Linked DNA regions of Mus musculus: region 2 is linked to region 1. Evidence: chromatin loops called from intact Hi-C (ENCODE). Cell type or tissue: heart. All regions are shown on one strand. Each heading gives the region's core, and the rest is flanking DNA. Links, peaks and the distances in the headings are about the cores only.

Region 1 (10,688 bases), core at 1,335-9,334:
CAACTCTGCTCGCTCAGTCCCTGCTCACTCTGGCCGAAAGATTTATTTATTATTATATCTAAGTACACTGTAGCTGACTTCAGATGCACCAGAAGAGGGCATCAGATCTAATTATGGGTGTTTGTGAGCCACCATGTGGTTGCTGGGATTTGAACTCAGGACCTTGGGAAGAGCAGTCAGTGCTCTTACCTGCTGAGCCATCTCACCAGCCCCATATTTAGATTTTATGATGTGCTAAGGATCAAACCCAGGGCTTTGTGTATGTTAGACGAGCACTCTGCCACCGAGCCACATTCACAGCTGTGACCACCAAGAAGTTTAAATTGCCTCCTAACAGACAGTGACACTACCTAAGGATGCTCTAGTCATGGCCTGACCATATATATGATAAGGATCCAAGAGGGTTATCTCATTGGTTACTTTTTCATTGCTGTGGCAAATCAAAAGCAGGTGGAGAAAGGTCTGTTTGTTGTTTGTTTGTTTTTGAGAAAGGGTCTCACTATGTACCCTGGCTGGCCCGGAACTCACTATGTAAACCAATCTGGCCCTAAACTCAAGGATTTGTCTGCCTCTGCTTCCCTAGTCCTGGGATTAAGGGTGTGTGTCTCCACGGGATGAGTGGGTTTATCTTGTCTCACTGAAGGGATTTGGGTCACCGTGGAGGAGAAAGTGTGGCCGGTCACACCAAGCCTGCCTGCCCTCAGGAAGCAGAGATGAGGGCTGATGCTTCTCCTCTCATTTCATTGAGTCAGGGATCCCGGGATGGTGTCTCCTCCCTCCTCAGGTAGGTCCCAGGCATGCGCACCCAGAAGTGTCTCTCCTAGATGACTCCAAATATGGACGAGCTGACCATGAAGATGACCTAAATTTACAGTTAGTTATAAAGGAGCTAACGTTCTTACTGCCCGAGGACAACGCACCCCTCCTCAAGTCCCAGCGCAGTGCATTCCCCGAGTACCTGTGTGACTCTGGCGGACCTAAAACCGCGATGATCACAGCACGCATGCGCCAGTCGACCACAGCTGCTACGTAGTGACGAAAGGCACACCTTCTTCCAGCGAGGCTGGCTGGCTGCTTCTCGGTTATCACACTCTGCTGCTCCAGAGCCCTGTGGCTGTGTGACAGCTTCCCACTCAGTGGAGAATCACCCTAGCATTCTCTTCACGACTCATCAAATGGTAAGATCAATCTAAAGTGATGAGGACATTATACACACACACACATACACACCTGCCCCAGGGAAAAGACCACCAACTTAACCCGAATTATAATTAAATTTGTTAAGTGTATTGATACTGCTAGCGGGACAGGGATCTCTGAGCCAAATGGGAGACTGCCATGCGAAGTGGACTGAGGGAAGGACTTTTAAACGCAAAACTCACAAGAAGAACTTGAGTGTCGGCGGCACAAGCAAACCAGGAACCGCTGTGCACTGGCGAGATTAGGATGACAGGGTAACCTCAAAACAGTCCTTGAATGTCTGCCTAAGCAGGTCATGGAAGCAAGCAAAGCAGCAAGAAGCAGTCATACTGTAACAAAGCAGATGGCATGGCTGTATCTATGGGGGTGGGGGAGTGTCACACAGGTACTCAGGGTTGATGGGACATGCCTTCCAGGGACTTGAAGCCAAGACAAATGGTTCTTAGGGACCAAGACGGATGACTAGTATAAAATGGAGTTTCCTTAGCCATCAGGACAATGCAAATGGTGTGCTGGGTCTCTCACACGCCAGCATTGACAGTGCTTCTCAGCTCTCCAGAGTGGGAAGTTATTGATCATGAGATACATGTTCTTAGCCATTTCCAGCCATGCTGAATCCGGGACTCTGGTCCCTACGCAGCAGGCACCTGCACTGACTGAGCCATCTTGCTAGCCCCCGTTTGTTTTTAAAGTCTAGCTGTGTTCTGTGGGTGAACAAAGAACCCAGAGATGATGCTAACTCTCAGAACAAGGATGGCTGACAGGTCCTAGTTGTCACAAAAAATAACCAGCCAGCCAGGAGCCCACACAAGTTCCAGGCTGGTGGAACATAGTAAGTAGGCAGTCTGAAAGGTCACCTGCAGGCTTGGCTCAGTGGCCCACAGTGAAATTCCCAGCTACTCGGGAAGCTGAGGCAACCGGATCATCCCAGCACAGGAAGAGTTCAGCTCCTGCCTGGGCAGCATAGACCCTTGCAGAAAGAATACATCAATAAAACAATTAAAACAAAGGAAGAAGGTCCAGTTCACAGAGTCACCACATTTCATTTAAAAAGTAAATAAGCTGGGCAGTGGTGGCTCACGCCTTCGATCCCAGCACTCAGGGTGGGAAGCAGAGGCAGGCGGATTTCTGAGTTCCAGGACAGCCAGGACTACACAGAGAGAAACCCTGCCTCAAAACAAAACAAAACAAAGACAACAACAATTATCATAATAATAAATAGATAAACAAGAGTGAAGCTGACTGAGCACAGTAGTTGCCATATCTGTTCAGGAAAGGTCAGCATTTCCAGAAATGCCAAGGCCTTTTTATACATAACAAGGAAAGGTTACAAAGTAAAAGGAGAAGAGCTGCTCACTCAGCATCTATCAGAAAAGGAAATGATCACTTCGCTCAGCAGCAAGGAACTAGCCCACGCCCACCCCCTTCCCTCCTTCCCCCCACCCTGCCCATCCCCACCAGTGAAAAGTAGACTTAAAGCACTCTGGAGTCAGGAGGGAAAGGGTTATTTCAAGCCTAAGAATTCTGGGCTAGCCCACACAACACAAAGGCCTCACTCGGCTTTGTCCTGGCTTCCTGGGTTTTTTTTGTTTGTTTTTGTTTTGTTTTGTTTTGTTTTTTGTTTTGTTTTGTTTTTTTGTCATTTGTGTCAGTTTGTGTTTTTATGTAAAATACACCTCACTGTGCTGATGTGGTTGTAGTAGTAGTAATGAAATTTAAGGACTAAAGGAAAACAGCCCAAAAACCAGTACCAAAGGTTCACAGCACAGAGCCAGGTCCTAAAGGCAAGAACTGAATTGACGACCATGACCGGTTTCAGTCGCAGGCTTCCGTGCAGCTGGCTAGACTGAAACCCATCCCCTTTCTTTAGTGAAAACCTGCAGCTAGGGTATCTTGCAGTCCACCTTGTAAAAATGTGACTGTTTCTGCTGCAGACACAGGGGCTGACAATGGGGTAAGCCTAGAACAGTCATAGCGGGCAGACGTCATGGTAGCCAGGGCTGTCGAGCTCCAAGGCTCCATCCTTCCTGTACCCCTTAGATGGTCTCCACAGCAGGCAGCAGCCACCATAGTCCAGGAAACTTGAAGCGGAACCTTGAGCTAGAAAGATGGATGCTTCTAGATCATCCTCTTTCCAGACTCAGTGAGAGTTTGATTGCTAAGGTCAGCAAATAAAAGTGCATACAAGAGAAGTCAGCTCAGTTTAAACTTCCGGTAAGTAGTGACTAAGTTTTAGCACAAATATTATTTCAGGGCACACAATGTAAAAGTGTATTCATTTGTTTATCTTGTTGTCCCATTTATTTCTTCCAAATCTGGCAGCCCTATCTATGGGTTGGACACGTGGATGAAAAAGAACAGCCTATTGTGTGATATGTAATTTGTCCAGGATATGCCACTTCTGCAAAATGATGGAGTCGCTACAGTTATCTTCACAAACTAATTTTCTGTCTTTCTGCTAAGAGAATCCCCGGTACTGGGGTTGCCCCAGCCCCATTCCCATCCACTCATCCATCCATCCATCCATCCATCCATCCATCAACCAGCTTGTCAGCCAAAGCTCTCAATCCATCACTGAAAGTGTACCACCAGCCTATCTAGTAATAGTATCCATGGCAACGCTCTAGCCCCAGGCTCAGCTGTCAGCATCCCCAAGCATGAAAACCTCTGGATGACTGTTGCCGGCTGTGGATTCTATCTAGGGATGGTTTATCTTCTCTGCCAATCAAAGCATTAAAGGGGAAGAAAGAAGTATTGCTAGAAATCTCAGAGTCCGGCAGAGCCGTCATATGACCACTGGGAAATGGGACTCCCTGCTGGGGCTCATTCATAAAAGAATTTCTGAGTGGACACAAGCAGAGGCGTGAGGACAGTGTACCGGTTTAAAAGGAAAGCCCTAGGGTGGGCAAACGGTAAACCTCAGAGCTGCCAGGAAGGGAAGAAGGATACATAAAAGGAACAAAGCCAGGCAGCTGGAGCTGAGGCAGCACGGAGGTCAGCTGCCTGGAGGTGAGCGAGGAGGAGAGTCTTAGAAACTCAGTAACAGAATAGGCGATTGGGGAGCTTCGAAAGCACCCGTCGGTTCTGACCCATATCTGAAGGAAGAGAAGGAAAAGAAATAGCACTCAGATCCACGTGGTGGGGGCTCTGGGGACTGCACTAGAGGACCAGAACTTTGGAAAGGAAAAAACGCTTTATCTCAAGGTGAACCCACCTTCCTAGGTGTGTCCCTAGAGGTGACACCTAGGTCCTTGACCTGTCCCATTGGATTAACCCTTAAGGAGAGCCGGGAGTGGTGACATGCACCTTTAATCCCAGCACTTGGGAGGCAGAGGCAGGCAGATTTCTGGGTTCGAGGCCAGCCTGGTCTACAGAGTGAGTTCCAGGACAGCCAGGATTTTACAGAGAAACCCTGTCTCGAAAAAACAAAACAAAAACAAAAGCCAAACCCTTAAGGAGGTGTGCTAGCTAGTCCTGTGTCAACTGGATACACAAATTAATCTGAAAAGAGGGAGCCTCATGTGGGAAGAGACCACCATAAGATCCAGGTGTTGGGCATTTTCTTAATTAGTGATTGGTGGACACGGGCCTAATCCATCGTGGGTGTTCCAATGGTCCTGGGTTCTATAAGAAAACAGGCTGTGTACACCTGTTATGAGCAGCACCCCTCCAAGCCCTCTGCATCAGGGTTCTGCCCTGCTTGAGTTTCTGTCCTGACCTCCTTGATGATGAACAGCAGTATGGGAGAATAAGCCAAATAAACCTTTCTCCCCAACTTGGCTTTCTTTTTTTCATCACTGCCTTGTCTCAGCAATAGAAACCCTAGGACGGGGTGAGGAAGATTATCTATCGCCACCTAGTGGTAGATTCCGTTCTTTACCATTTTCCTTCCTTCCTATCTGTGGTCCATGACAACCTTGCTAAAATGTAATTCAGATTGTGCTGCAGGCCTGATTAAAAGGTGTCAGCCCTGGCTGGAGCACGGCTCAGAGGGGTTCCCCACTTTGAATCCCCTGAACCCCGTTAAAGTCAATCACATAGTATGAATGGCTGTCATCTCAGAGCTCCAACGTAGACAAGGACGTCCCTGGAGGCTTGAGGGCCAGCCACCTTGGATGCTTGCTAACCAAAAAACCAAAGAGACCCTTTCTCAAAGGAGGTGGACAGGGAGGACTGACACCCAGGGTTGTCTTTTAGCCCGCACACGCTGGCCACCTGCACCTGCGTGTCCACATTCACATGTGAATATTTATACACCATCCACCTGTCACGATCATCAACACGCACCAGCGTGGCCCACAGCCCTGAGCATCTGCCTGCTGCTGCCTTCTTCATTTTTCTTCCAGTTTCCACCACGGCTCCAGTCACTTGGAGCAGGACCTCAAGTAGCCCAAAGTGGCTCAAATGCACGCTGTAGCCCCGGATGGCTCTGAATCCCTGATCCTCCCCAGCCTACACCTCTCCAATGCTGAGATTTCCATGCCTGGCCCTTTTTTTTTCCATTTTATAACTCACTTCAATTCCAGGGCCAGCGGAGGAGCCTGGGACAGGATCTCATCTTCTTGACTACAGCCTGTACTTTCAAGTCAAGAGCATGCCTGTGAGAACTGCTCCTCTTTTATTTATTTATTTATTTATTTATTTATTTATTTATTTATTTTATGTATGAGTACACTGTTGCTGCCTTTAGACACACCAGAAGAGGGCATCAGATCCCATTACAGATGGTTGTGCGCCACGGTGTGGTTGCTGGGAATTGAACTCAGGACCTTTGGAAGAGCAGTCAGTGTCCTTAACCACTGAGCCATCTCGCCAGCCCAAGAATCTCTCTGCTTAACTGAGCAAATGTGCAGGTATGGTACTGGCATAAATACTGTCGTTTGTGGGCTAGGGAGATGACCCAGCTGTTAAAGTATTTAGACAGCAGAAAATACCCACCCGTACATGTGCACCTGCCAACCAACACACACACACACACACACACACACACACACACAAACACACAGAGGCATGCATAAAAAAGGGAAAATCCACTCTGGCATTCATGTTTACATGCCACACCCTTCTTGCATTGTTAATCTTTTGATTTACTTTTGATTTTTCCAGATATGGTTTCTTTGTGTGGTCCTGGCTGTCCTGGAACTTACCCTATAGACCAGGCTGGCCTTGAACTCAAAGATCCACTAACCTCTGCCTCCCAAGGGCTGGGATTGCTATCACCATGCCTGATAATTTTTTTTTAAGTTCCTGAATGCCTTTGACCATGGGTAAATTTCACCCTTTACTGATTATACTATAAATGTATTGGTTTTTTTTTTTTTCCCCATGGCTTGAGATCAGGTCTCACTTTATAGCCCTTACTAGCCTGGAACTCAAAAGACCTGCCTACCTCTGCCCCCTGAGTGCTGAGAGGAGAGCGTGGGCACCACTCCCTGCCCATGTCTCTGATAATAATCCACTTCTTGTCTTGAATTAATGCCTTTCTCAGTGTACAGTCACAGTGTTATATCCAAGACTCAGGGACCCCAAAGACCACCGAGGAGCCAGTGCCGATGCACACACACAAGGGTCTTTACTACAAGCTTGGGAGCAAGAACTCTCACCCATCACCATAGCAGGGGGTCAGTCGTGAGAGCCTTGAGTCTAGGGGTACAGGGTATTTATTGTGGTTACAGCAAGCTTGGGAAATTTCCATACAGGTCAGCAAGTTAATATTTTAACAACTGCATTTCTGGAGTAATCTGCAGGAACCAAACATGGGGGCAAAACCACCTGACAATCAGGATGGCTAGGCTATCTATTTGCTGCAGGATGTCTTAGGTTATCTACATGTATGTTGGCCCTGCTGTTGTAGCCTGTCTGGTTATTGCTATGAGGGGTTGTCATAGGATGCTTGCTCTTGGGGACTTTGTGCACTCTCAAAAACAAGGTTGTTGGGCTTTTCCCCAGCCCAGTTTAGAGGTTTCACACACTCTGGTTACTGCAGTCACAGAAGGAAGAGGTCTAGGGCTCCCAGGAGCCAGATCTATAAATATAAATTCAAAGCAGGTGGTTTTACATATGTTAGTATAAAATGGCCATGGTATCCCATGTCTGTAATCCCAGGACAGAGGAGGTGGAGGTGTTAAACCTGAAAATGGCAAGGAGAAAAACCAAATCCATGACTGTCCAATTAAAGCAAGCTTTATAAAATACTGGCCAGGCTCATACCTGGGACCCCACCCCCACCCACCCCCCTGAGAATGGTGCTGAATTATTTTAGTCAGGCATTCATAAAGGCTGAAGCCACAGGCTATAGTACTTCCTGCCACCATCCATCAGGGAAAAGCATGCATCCTGCCTATTATGAGATCAAGTAGGCTCAGCGGTTAAGAGCACTGTCTGATCTTCTGAAGGTCCTGAGTTCAAATCCCAGCAACCACATGGTTGGCTCACAACCATCTGTAATGAGATCTGACACCCTCTTCTGGTATGTCTGAAGACAGCTACAGTGTACTTACGTATAATAAATACATAAATCGGGGGCTGGAGAGATGGCTCAGTGGTTAAGAGCACCGACTGCTCTTCTGAAGGTCCTGAGTTCAAATCCCAGCAACCACATGGTGGCTCACAACCATCCGTAATGAGATCTGATGCTCTCTTCTGGTGCATCTGAAGACAGCTACAGTGTACTTAGATAAAATAATAAAAAAAATCTTTAAAAAAATACATAAATCTTTAGGTGGGGGTGGAGGGTGGGGTGTGGTTGAGATCGAGTGCATCCTGTGCAGCTGGGACAACCAACCTTGTTTGGCGGAGTGAAAACACCTGACTTGCTATTTTCCATGACCAGCAGCCCCCAGCATTCCAGGATGTTGCGGGTCCTTGGGCACGCGGGGCTTACAGGTTACTCACACTATGTGATTCAGTCAGGGTTGCACGTGTCCGTGGGGTACGTTTGGATGAGATATGCAGTGTCCTTGTTATGTCCATCACTGGGAATATCTGTCGCTTCCTTATGTGGGCACTGTTGGAGATTCTCTGAGCCAGCTCTCTGGAGATGCGGGCTTCATTCTTGGGAAGCAGAGAGCATTACACTTCCATTGAGCCAGAAGGAGCGCCTCCGTGAGCAGGGCGTCCTCCCCTGGCTCTGGGGCACTCGCCTTGCACCGCCTTGCACCTTGTGTCTCCCTTAGGACGACAACGAGGTTCCCTTCACAGAAGAGGATTATCGAAGAAGGAAACATCACCCCAACTTCCTGGACCATATCAACGCTGAAAAAATTGTTCTCAAATTTGGAAAAAATGTAAGTCTGGACGCAGAGATCGTTGTGGAGTGGGAAAGGTTCGTTGCGAGGTGGTGTACCTGGGCTATTCTCTCCTCTGCATACTCAGCCCTGATCCCTTTTCAGACTGTTTTTGCACGGCCAGGACACCTTACTACAACAGTGCAAACTCCGTGGGTTATTTCCTCCTGCATCCCCACGGGTGTGAGCTTTGGCTCAAGCCCTGTATCCTACCCTTAGGGAGTTCCTGGTCCAGATTATGATCCAGCCCTCTGACCTGAGAGCCCCCCAGCTAAACTCAGCCTCTCCTCCACCGAGGGGTCTGGGCCAATAACTAACTCAGTAGGGATGGGAAGGAAGGGCCCACACACTATCGTGGTTCCTAGAGTCTCTCACAGTACTTTTCTTCAGAAAGCTCTGAAACGTGCAACGTCCCTCATACCAAAAGACATGATGGCTGGGCATTTGCCTTTAATCCTGGCACTCAGAGGCAGGTGGATCTCTGTGAGTTCCAGGACAGCCTGATCTACATAATGAATTCCCTGACAGCCTGGGCTACATACAAAGACTTTGTTTTGAAAACAAACAAACAATGAAGAGACACAGGCTTGAGTAGGGGAAGGATTCGTTTGTTCAGGATCGCACAGCCAGGGATGGCCAGGCACTGTCCTGAACCTGCCTAAGCTTTTCTGACTGTGACTCTGGCAGTAGCCCCCTTGACTGTCCCCACTTCACAGCTGCAGTACTGTAGAAACAGGGTAGGGAATTGTCATTCAAAACAAGATGTCAGTCACCAGACACTGGGGAGGAGGTAACATTTTTTTTTTATTCCAACTCCATTATTCAATAAGGTTTATCTTGACACAGCTGATTGTTAAGACATGTCTATAAGCTGGATCCAGTGTCACATACCTGTTACCCAATGTTCAGGGCCAGCCTGGGCTACACAACACAATGCTTTCTGACAAAACTACAGCAACAATGCCAGGGCCTGCAGGCAGTCACCTGTACTCACAGCTCTCTGGAGAGACTGAGGCAGGAAGACCACAAGTCCAAGGCCTGTCTGGACTGCAAGAAGGAGTTCTAGACCAGTTTGGCAACTTAGCAAGTTTGGTCTAGGATAGGGACTGATAGGGTAGGGTGGGGCTGGAGAGATGGCTCGGTGGTTAGGAGCACACACCCAAGTTCAGTTTGTGGTTAAGAGCATGGACCTAAGTTTAGTGTGTAGCAGCCACTTGGAGGCCCCAGCTCCAGGGGGTCTGATGCCTCTGACATCTTAAGGCACCTGGGCTCATATGCACCCACCCCGCATAATTAAAAATAAATCTTTTATCCAGGCAATCATGGTGCATGCCTTTAATCTCAGTACTCGGGAGGCAGAGGCAGGCAGATTTCTGAGTTTGAGGCCAGCCTGGTCTACAGAGTGAGTTCCAGGACAGCCAGGGCTACACAGAGGTAACCCTGTCTCAAAAAAACCAACCCCCCCCCCAAAAAAAACAAAAAAGGGGGGGGGGGATGTAGGTCTGAGTCAGTGACAGAGTCTGCCTTGCATGTCAAGGACCCGGGTTCAGTCCCCAGCACCCACCATTAAAGAAAAGCTACCATTGCCGCAAAATTTGTCATTTGACATGTATGATAATTTTATCTTTTACTAAAATAGATTTCTGAGTGGCCTGTAATGGGTAATTAGTAACTGAGAAGCAAATCAGGCCTCGCTGAGCTGCCTGCCCTGGAAGATGCTGTGCATCTCACCTGGGGTGTTCCATGTTGACCCTCAGACTCGCATGGGACCTCTTTAGAACTCTGTGAGGCGGATGCTGCTGCCATCATCCCATTCAGCCCAAACCCCAGGTTCCACTGAACTTAAAAAAAAAAAAAAAAAAAAAACAACAACAACAAAAAAAAAACACCAGCTCAAGCGATGGCGGCTCTAGATCGCCACCTTGTGGTTTCATAAGATATGACAAGAGGGATTTCAAACGTTAGTTCTGTTCCTGAAGAACCAGTGGTTTTGAGGAATACAGTACAGAACATGAAATAGTTACGAAAACAACAGATTGTGGGGGTGTTGAATCATGCCAGCAATTACAGTACCTAGGAAGGTGAGGCAGGAGGATGATAAGTTGTTCAAGGCTAGGCTGAGCTACATAGTGAGACCCCTGACTCAAAGACAAGCCCAGTGTTGTACTTGCTTTTAATCCCAGCATTTAGGAGGCAGAGGCA
Region 2 (10,688 bases), core at 1,617-9,616, 290 kb before region 1:
GTGAGAGTTTACACTGTGACCAGTTAAACAACTCCTTTGCTCTGTTCCATGTTTTAATTGTAAAAGCAAGGCTGCTCCAGGGACCCCTCAATGGAGCCCAAACCCCACAATGCTGGAGCTACCCAGTCAAATATCACTGAGTGCTAGGAAGAAGAAGAAGAAGAAGAAGAAGAAGAAGAAGAAGAAGAAGAAGAAGAAGAAGAAGAAGAAGAAGAAGGAGGAGGAGGAGGAGGAGGAGGAGGAGGAGGAGGAGGAAGAGGAGGAGGAGGAGGAGGAGGAGGAGGAGGAGGAGGAGGAGGAGAAGAAGAAGAAGAAGAAGAAGAAGAAGAAGAAGAAGAAGAAGAAGAAGAAGAAGAAGAAGAAGAAGAAGAAGAAGAAGAAGAAGAAGAAGGTGGTAGTGGTGGTGGTGGTGGTGGTAGTAATAATGATGATGTTTGAATTTATTTTAATTTGCTGGCGGCACTGTCAGAGAAAAGGGTCCATAAGGAGGTGTCAGGAAGGAGCCAGATGGTGCTTAGACTTGTGAGAGGCGCAGGAGAGGAACCAGGCATTAGAATCCCTGGCCTCTGTAACCTGAAAGCCAGGTTGAGAGTCTTCTTAGAGCTCCTGGTACAGTAGGTTCTGAAGAGACAGTTGCTACGTGTGACTCAACTCACTCTGGCTCATAAGACAGAAGCCAGTTGCGCTTGGTGAAGTTCAGGCCACCGTCTCATTTCTAGCCTCATGACTCACGGCTCCTGGGAAATCAAGGGCTCAGCCTGCACCCTGCCTTCACTCACAGGCAGGGCCCTCTCAGGGAGAAGCTCACTGCATGCTTGTGGTGGAGCAGGGTCGAGAAGCTAGGCTAGTCCTCTTGTCTACACTGCTACACCCCACAGGACTATCACTTGGGGCTGTCGGCTGACTATCAGGACCAACATCTGCCAGCTGATAGAGCACCCACCTAGATAAAGCACTCTTGGGAGGCAGTGGACAAATCTGTAGGGATGGCAATGTAGTTGTCGTGGCCAGAGAGATCTGGGGACAGGGAAGACCCCCCCCCCATACACACACACACACACACACACACACACACACACACACACACACACACGAGCCTCAAAGCATAGCACTGAAGAGCACCTCCATCATGAAGCTGGGACCATCACAATAGAGAGAGCACTAAATACTTGGTAATTTTAAAAGGGCTTTCAACCACAGTAGCTCATATAGAGAGCCCCTGGGTGGCCCTGCTCCTCAGACGGCTGTTTCTATGGAAAGCTAATAGGAACATTCCGGGGCTTCCTCGGAGCCTTTCCTGTGAGAGGAAATTCACCATTTCTTAAAATTTATTTAGTTTGGGTTTGCCCCAGAGTGGAATTCCATCTCCTTTCAGAGCAGGCCCTGTAGACACCCCAAATCTCTCTCCACACTGTCCTCAGCAAAAGGACACCCTCCCTCCTCGCCCCTGCTCACACATTACCACACCTCCCCAGCCAGCCTGGAGCTCTTCCAACCGCAAAGCTCAGCTTGTTCAAACTAGGGAACTTCCGCAATTAGTAAGGACTATCTGTTAGGCACCAGAGCCACCTGCTGGCTAAAGCCTTGCCAAGCTTGCAGAAGGGGTCTTGTATGTCCAACCCTAGCCACGGCACACAACTCAGGAAGGCTACCAGTGCAGCCCAGTACAAAGCTGTCAACATCCCTTATGACGTGATGTTGTACATTTCTAGCGTGTGAACTTTGTGGATGACAGTGCCATGTCACAGTGTCAAAAAGCTAGACACTCAGGAAATGGGACAGTCCAGCATAAGCCACTTCTACTTCAAAGTGCATGCCTTCTAAAGCCATTTGGTCATAAATGCCAGCAGTTAACTGTGAAGGGAAGTGGTTAATTAGAATTAAGCTTCATCAGAAATCACAAGAGAGCTTGAGAGTTACGTGGAAACACGGAATGTTGAAAAAAGCAAGGGAAAATCAGCCAGAGATGCACTGTAGCTTCGTGCTTGAAAAGGAGTTATAGTCAAGGGATTTTTGTGCTACTATGAAGTTCAGGTATTGGGTGTGAGAGTTACAGAGATACTATAGTTTAAATGTGAAATGCTGGGGCTGGAGAGATGGCTCAGCGGTTAAGAGCACTGACTGTTCTTCCGAAGGTCCTGAGTTCAAATCCCAGCAACACATGGTGGCTCACACAGCCGTCCGTAATGAGATCTGATGCCTTCTTCTGGAGTGTCTAAAGACAGCTACAGTGTACTTACGTATAATAAGTAAATAAATCTTTTTTAAAAAATGTGAAATGCTGAGAGGCGTGGAGATGTCACATTGGAACATAGATGTAGACGCAACAAGAGGGAAGACACAGCACACACACACACACACACACACACACCCCTTCATGACTGTTATACTGGATCAGGATGGCAGGGCAGTGTGTGTGCAGAGATGCGTTAGGGTGGGCTCTCTAGGTGACGTGAGCGAGGGAGCAAACATAACACCAACACAAAAACATGGCTCTCACATCAACAGGAATAAGGGATCGCTTATTCTGGAGCCAAATATGAATGGCCATGGCCTTAAGAACACAGCCCTAGATAATTCAGATCCCATGGTCTGGCGTGAGTTTTTATCGTAAAGGAGCAAATGGAGCCATGAACCAAGCATTTGGTAGATACATGGGTACAGTCATCAGGTAAGCAAAATGGGAGCCAAGTCTCTGTTATAACCTCAGCTTCCGCCCACTGACAGTCTGAGCCTGTGGACTGGCGCAGGCAAGTGGCTTCCTAAGAGTACATTGCAAAGTTTTCGGGGTTTTTTTGTTTGTTTGTTTTTATTTTTATTTTTTTGTTTTTTCCTTCAATAGTCTTAGTGTGTTGGGTCAGACAGAGAGACACAGCAGGCTGGAGAATAAAGGCTTGCCCTGGGGGTGAGAAATAGTCCATGATAATCTGGTCTCTGGTCTACAGTGATTTAACTCTCCTTAACCATGAAGTTCATCATTTGGCTTTGCAAAATCTCTACCACAGGCGGGGTCCCAACCCACCCCAGTGGGGACTTCAGTTCTCAGAAGAATGCAATGGGATTGAAAGAGGCTGAGATTGGCTCTTCAGCTGTTCAGAGTTAAGGTCAAGGGTTTGGATCTCTCTGCCACCATACGCCCCAGCCATTGGATATGACAGTTTGGGAGACCTTACGATTTGAATGTAAAATATTCCCTGAGGGGATTTCTGCGACCCTTGTGGGCAGCAGAGAGATGAACTGTGGAAGGCAGGAGTGCAGTTCAGTGCAGACTCAGTAGCTGCTATCAGCTCAAACTTCAGGAGTCTCACACCAAGTTATTTTAGACGTACTTAAGCACAGCCTAGTTATTGAAATAATTTTATGTATAATCAAATATATGCTGATAAAATATTTTAAAAGCATGAGTTTGAATAATATCCTACTATGATTTGAATGTTTGGTGAGTCTCCCAAATATAAATATATACTGGAATTAAACTCCCTCTGTGAGCTACTCAGAGGAGGAGACACTGATCTGACTGTAGTGTTCAGACAAGGTGCTATTCCTTGGGTGACAGGAACAAACATATGCTCACCTCAGTGAGAAACAATAACAGACCAAAGTACACATATGCCACCAAAGTCCAACTTGGCAAACCAATGAATTTATTGGGGTTACTTACAGAAGCATAGACCATTGAAGGCTATTGCATCATCAAGGCTCACCCCAGTATCAGCTAGAACTCATGAAAGCTGGAACCCAGAGATCTCCACATGACTTGCAGGCAGCCTGACAGGTCCAAGAGTGCCCCCACTCCCACCCCAGCCATCCTTACTGCTGACGAAAGAAGAGCTGTGTGCATCTGTTAAGTTTTAGGGACTTTTTTGAGACTTTTGAGTTGTTTACTTCCAGAGTCTTAATGAGCTCCCTTTCCTGGGTCTTCACCAGGATGGAATGCTTCCAGTCAGAGAAAATTGCTACACAACAGCAGCATAGGGGGTGGATATTTGATTAGGGGAGGGATCAGGACAGAGTTCAATGATGAATGAGTGATGATCTAAGAAGACAGAGAGACTATGGGAGACATTCAGATACAAGTACACTCCTGGTCTCTTGCACATGCTGCCCAGAGCCACCTTGGGACCCTGCCAGCAACAAAGAAGCTACCACTGGCTGTGGCTCTTTGACTCTGGCTTAAACCTGTAAGCCAGAAGAGAGACCTTTCCTATTTTAGTGTACCAGACTGTGGTGCTGTGTTATCAGTCATAGACACTGGACAAAGGCAGACGCTATCTGAGCCGGTAACTTTCAAGTATATTATGACCTGAAGGTTTGTTCTTCTCCCACATTCTTAATTATAAACTTTTAAATGTGTCTTTAGTAACATGACAGTTTCCCATCCGAACTCATTCTCACCCTTCATTCCGACAAGCTTCATTTCACTGGGAACCTTTTGCATATCCAGGCCTATGAACGAAGCCACACCTTACGATGGATGCCGGAGAACTAGGCATCCCATTGCTGGTGTGTGGGACTTTTCTTGACGGTGGCATATACTTCATATGCCAGTGTCATGGAAGTGTTTGGAGAGCTATTGCTAAGTATGGCAAGTCCGGAACCTTGAATGTCTCCTCTTTGTATGTACAGAAAATTGATAGTCTAGACAAGAGCAATGAAGCTTCCGGCTCTTGTGTCTGTCTGATTCCAACCTACAGGACTATTAAGACATTTTCTAGCTGGGTGGCCTGTGCCCATCTTCCTCCACACACTCAAGAGCCTTCACATTCTTACTTAGCCTGTGATTCTGGACTCTTCTCCAACACCATGCACCATGCCCTTACGCAGTGTACAGGAGCCTGGAACAGTCTAGATCATGACACCTGCCTCCCCGACTGTGTCAGCTTGTGGGAGTGCCTCTGTCCTGCCCTCCTCTCTGTGGTGAGCTATAGCTGAGACCCAAACCCCTTCCTTAACAGACTTCTGACTTGGTCCTCATAGCATATCCCTTCCTTCTCCTATACCAACTACAGTCTTCCTGTAGGTGTGTGTGTGTGTGTGTGTGTGTGTGTGTGTGTGTACGTGCATGAGTGGGTCAGAGGTCAACATTGGGGGCCTTCCTTACTTTTTGAGACAGAGAATATGGTGGCTTGAATATGCTTGGCCAAGGGAGTGGCATTATTTGGAGACATGGGTTTGTTGGAGTAGGTGTGTCACTGTGGGCGTGGACTTTAAGACTCTCATCCTAGCTGCCTGCAAGCCAGTCTTCTCCTAGCAGCCTCCAGATGAAGATGTAGAACTCTCAGCTCCTCCTGCACCATGCCTACCTGGATGCTGCCATGTTCCCTCCTTAATGATAATGGACTGAACCTCTGAACCTGTAAGCCAGCCCCAATTAAATGCTGTTCTCATAAGTGCAGCCTTGGTCTGGCATCTGTTCACAGCAGTAAAACCCTGACTGAGACAGGCTCTCTCACTGATTCTAACATTCAGCCATTAGGATAGATGGACCAGCCAGTGAGCATCAGGGGTTTTTCAGTCTCTGGTCACCCCTAAGCCTCAAGGCTGGCGTTTCGAATACTTGCCACCACGTCCAGATTTTACGTGGGAACTGGGGATCTGAACTCAGGTCCTCACGTTTATGTGGCAAGGATTTTACCAACTGGGTTCTCTCCCCAGGCCCTCCCTATGGTTTATAGACCTGGTTCTCTCTCACCATCCACCAGGCCCCAGGGGATAATGACCTTTATTCACATTATGTGATGTATCATAAATAGATAGTGTAAGAGGAGTCTGTGAACAAGGAAGGCACTTTGTAGTCTACAAAATGTCTTCACAAAATAGGTTCCTGCCTACAAAGGGGCTCCCCAGCTTCTGAGAGAAACAGAGATGGATCCAAGCACCAGACTAAATACCTAAGAAACCTGAATAAGAAACTGTAGAGTTGGGTTTGGGGTCAGCAGTAAAAGGTGATCTACAACTTAAGGGTAAAACGAATGATAATCATTTGGCTTTCTGTGTATGAGAAGGCCTGGCAATAACTGAACATGCCACACAGTGGCAGGAGAGGCTCACTCTTACAGGGACTTAATATCCTGCGTCTGGTGGACACAAGGAAATAAGGACCTTCACGTTTGTTAAGTGCCTACTGTGTGCTAAATGTATACAGTTTGTATAGTTTGGATATGACATAACCCAATACAGATACACACACACATACACACACTACACACACACACTCACAGTTCACAGTCATGTGTTTGAACACTTGGTCCTCAGATGGTGGTGTTGTTTGGGGAAGTTATAGAAATTTTAGGAGGTGAGACCTAGGTCGGGTAAGGTGTGACTGTGGGTAGAGAGGGTAGACCTCATGGGCTGGGGCTTGGAGTAGCTCCAGCCTGCGTGCTCTGCTTCCTGACTGCCAGCTCTAAATGGCCAGCTACTCTCCTGATGCTCCAGGCACAAGCTGCTCCTTCTGCCAACTCTTCTCCACCATACTGTTTCCTTTCGGGCTATGAACCAAAACAAACTCCCCTTCCTTAGGCTGTTTCTGTCAGATGTTTCATTGCAGAGATGAGACCGGTGAGATGGGGCTGGGTGGGGAGGGGGTGGTGCAGTGGCAGGGGGAGAGCCTGTCTGTCCTCTGCTGCAGCTGATCCCAGAAGAGATTCGCATCTTCTTCTTGAATCCAGTGTCTGATGCTTCCAAGGTCAGGTCTCAGGCGCAGATGGCAGTAGGGGTGGGAGTCACCAAAGATGCCAAGGGCATTTGTATGTTCTTATTTCTCTTACATTTCTTCCTTTTTCCACTTTTGAAATGATACAAATGAATGACCCAGAGTCACCCTGTGCCCTATTAATCTCCCTTTTATGCAAATGATCATCTCTGTTGGCTGTGTCCCTTCCCTGGCTTGCTCACGCATTAGCAAGCACTCAGACACTAGTTTGAAGGCTGAGTTCCCATTGGGTGATTGCTCCATTGCTCCGATCTCTCTGTTGACTTAACACACACTGTTAAGTAACATATGACATTTGACACTGTCTGGAATGTAGAATGTGCTGGAAGAATTTATTTCTGTGTGTAGGAGTAGATGAAACAAAGCAGACCCTGGATTCACCATTGAACCTAGATTAGGAATTCCCTCCCCTACATTCGTCATGATGCAAATTTAGATTTTTGATGGATTTCCAAGCCCCATTAGGAGGGAAAATTTTTGACAGAGCATTGCTTCTCCATTTATTTATTATTTATTTATTTATTTACTTATTTACTTATTTAATGTATAGGAGTACACTGTATCTGTACAGATGGTTGTGAGCCTTCATGAGGTTGTTAGGAATTGAATTTTAGGACCTCTGCTCACTCTAGTCAATCCCACTTGCTCCAGCTGGCCTCACTTGCTCTGGTTGGCCCCTGCTCACAGTCCCTGCTCACTCTGGCCCAAAGATTTATTTATTGTTATACATAAGTACACTGTAGCTGTCTTCAGATACACCAGAAGAGGGCATCAGGTCTCATTACAGGTGGTTGTGAGCCACCATGTGGTTGCTGGGATTTGAACTCAGGACCTTCGGAAGAGCAGTCAGTGTCCTTATAAGCTGAGCCATCTCGCCAACCTGTCACGTCTCCTTTTACAATAACAGCAAAACTTTGTACATGTTCTGAGTCCATCAGAAAGAGCTCAGGTCATGGGCTGCCTCAGATACCTCTGAGAAGTGAATGTGTAGCACCAGGCTCCCTCAGCTGAGATGTATAACAATTTGCAAATGGGAATATCTGGAGGGTAGAGCCACGGGGGTGTGAACCTGCTCAAGCACTCTCCGGTGGGTGCCTTTGACAGGAAACTGGAAGAGAGGCATGGTAGCCACCAAGAGACCCCACCCAGACCCTTCCCTTTATGTGACTTGCTAAAACATGCGTGGAAATGTTAGATGGGGGAGTCACCATCCAGACACACTGAAAGCCCATGCTAGCTGGGGCAAGGCTGCAAACAAAGCAAAACAAAGGTCACACAGAAGGTGCAGAAGATCATTGTCCCTTAACCATACAGACTTACAGCTATAGATGACAGTGTCACTGAGAAGGGGCCATGTCTGAGAGCAGGGATGTAGACTAGCTCCACTTCATCCCTGGCCACCGTGGGATGAGCCCATGAGAATGACTCATGCCTTCCTCAGGTCTTATGATTGCAAGCACCTTCCTCTTGGCTTGATATTCTGCTATGGCTACTTGGAGGTTTTTGAAAAACTTATGATGTGAAATTTATGCAGAGTGTCTTGACAACAGGAACAAACACATTGTGTACAGGGGACAGTAGGTATAGATGGAAGAGAAACAGGGCAAGCAATTTAATGGAAAAATTATAGTCTTTTCAATAAACCAAATAACTGGATAGATAACCCTAAACAAATAAATCAGCATTAAACCACACATCACACTCAAAAAACAAAAAACAAAAACAAAAACAAAAACAAAAAGAAAAAGAAAAAGAAAAAGAAAAAGAAAAAGAAAAGAAAAGAACTCAAATAGATCACAGGTCTGATGTATTATACATTTGCATGATATAAACCAATGATAGATATAAATATATTTATATGATTATTTAAAATTTATATTTTACAAATAAATTTATATTTTCATATGAGTATTAAACTTTATGATATGTTTATATAATATAAACCAAAAATTCATGGTAATGTCAGAAACAGGATGAAATCCTTATGAGTTGTGTGTGTGTACATACATGTGCACTTCTGTGCACATGCATGTGGAGGCCAGAGGACAACCTTGAGTGTCAGCTGTCATTCAGCAGGCACAGTCCACCTTTCTTAGCTGAGACATGGCCTCTCACTGGCCTGAAACTTGCCATTGAGGCTAGGCTGGCTGGTCAGAAATTCCAAGGGACCACTTCTCCCCACCATGCCCAGAATTTTTATGCAGGTACCAGGGATTGAACTTGGATCCTCATGCTGGCAAGATAAGCACTTTACCATCTCCCCAGTCTGGACAAAGACTTCTTAGATACAACACAAAGGAGAAAATATAAATCAGACCTCATCACAGTAGAAACACAGGCTCTTCTAAAGACTGGGGGAAATGTATTTGTGTCTCAAATGTCAGATAAAGGACTAGTTTTCAACATACAAAGAACCTTTAAAAAAAACATGAAAACAGACAAAAGACTTCAATTGACACTGTGTCCGTGAGTAGACGTACATGCCAAATAAGCATTTCAAAAAGTAGTTGACGTCTTCCATAACTAGGGAAAGAAAAATCCTAACCAATTTGAGATTACATGGCATAGCTGTTGAACAACTTTTCTGAAGAAGCAAAGCCAACAACAGAGAGTTCAAGTAAGGATAAAAAGCCCTGTGGTTCTCTTGCTGCTGGGAATACAGAACAGCATAGATACATTACAGCTTGGTATTAACTGTGTGCTTTCCATACAGCACAACTGGGGTGATTCATCTCAACCGTCACCTTGAGGAGGTCTAGAGTCACCTAAGCATGCCTGTAGGGAGATATCTTGATGGTGGAGAATCTCCCACTGTGGGCAGCATCATTCCCTAAGCTGGGGTCCAAAGAACGGCACAAAACAGAGCAGTGGAGCTGAGCACCAGCAATCATCTCTCTGCTTCTTGACTGTGGATGTAGTGTGACCAGCTCCCTCAAGCTCCTGCTGCTTTGACTGTGACCTTGAACTATAATTGAATTGGATATAATCCTTTTCTCCCTTTAAGCTGCATGCGTCCAGGAATTTGTCACAGCAACAGGGAAAGAACTAAGACAACAATTGTGCTCTATGGTTTTAATCTCCAATAGGATAAAGCTATATTGTCATGAAAGCTGTACATGGGTGATAGCACCAGGACATATGGAGTGAAGTCCTGTTTGTAAATAAGTTCCCACCCCATTTGTAATAATAGACACACTAATGACAAGTAGATAAGGAAATAGAAAATGTGTCCAACCCATGTGCATCCCAGTATGGCTGTGAATGGGACCAATGCATTGTGTCAAATCGCAGAGACAGAATGTTGGAACTTCCTCCCCACAAGGTGATTGTCACCAAGGAGGAGAAGACTCTGAGGAACATCGATCCCACCAGCCCAATGCAGTGTACACAAGAGAGTCCTCCACCCATCCCACCAGCCCAATGCAGTGTACACAGAGAGTCCTCCACCCATCCCACCAGCCCAATGCAGTGTACACAAGAGAGTCCTCCAGAGCAGACCACCACATTAAGAGAGAAAGCACCCCACCTGCTTGCTATCCAAAATATTTCCTCCCACCATAATGGGATAAAACTAAAAGTCAACAACAGAAAGACTTTTACAAATGCATGGAAAGTAAGTGATAATATTTCTAAATAATTGATGAGTCAGAAAAAAAAACCCACAAGGAAAGAGAATATGAAAACGAAACAGTAGAATTTGTGACGTATATGTAAAGCTACACAGAATAGGAAATGGCAGCTCGAGAGTTTATATTCAAAAAGAAGAGAGACCAGGGAGTCCTTGGCCCAGTGGGTAAAGAGCTTGCCTTGCAAGGATGAGGTCATGAGTTCGATTCTTACACCAGAACCCACATTAAGCTGAGTGTGCCTAGCCCCTTTCTCCTACGGTGAGGTGGAAGATGGAGACAGGAGATTCTCCAGAAGCTCTTGGGCCAGTTAGCTGGGCTCTAGTTTCATGTCGTTTCTGTGATAAAAT

Evidence for each region. Peaks named below come from ENCODE experiments on the same cell type or tissue, not always from the same donor. Only the 100,000 strongest peaks of a DNase experiment are listed, where the experiment ranks them.
Region 2: a loop joins it to region 1, with 2.9 times the contacts of the local background. A loop is called at or near these places in 4 of 42 quality-filtered maps.

The regions. Positions count from the first base shown.
Region 1 is chr12:105,717,812-105,728,499 of GRCm38, forward strand. Ak7 (adenylate kinase 7) reads left to right here. Exons shown (of 18, transcript NM_030187.1): 5 at 8,376-8,486. Among named protein-coding and RNA genes, the nearest start is that of Ak7, 17 kb to the left of the region's middle. In heart, for the core only: a CTCF peak has its summit at 5,066 (motif pointing left); no DNase peak of the experiment used is centred there.
Region 2 is chr12:105,426,033-105,436,720 of GRCm38, forward strand. No RefSeq gene overlaps it. Among named protein-coding and RNA genes, the nearest start is that of D430019H16Rik, 22 kb to the right of the region's middle. In heart, for the core only: a CTCF peak has its summit at 6,030; no DNase peak of the experiment used is centred there; H3K27me3 peaks cover 549 bases.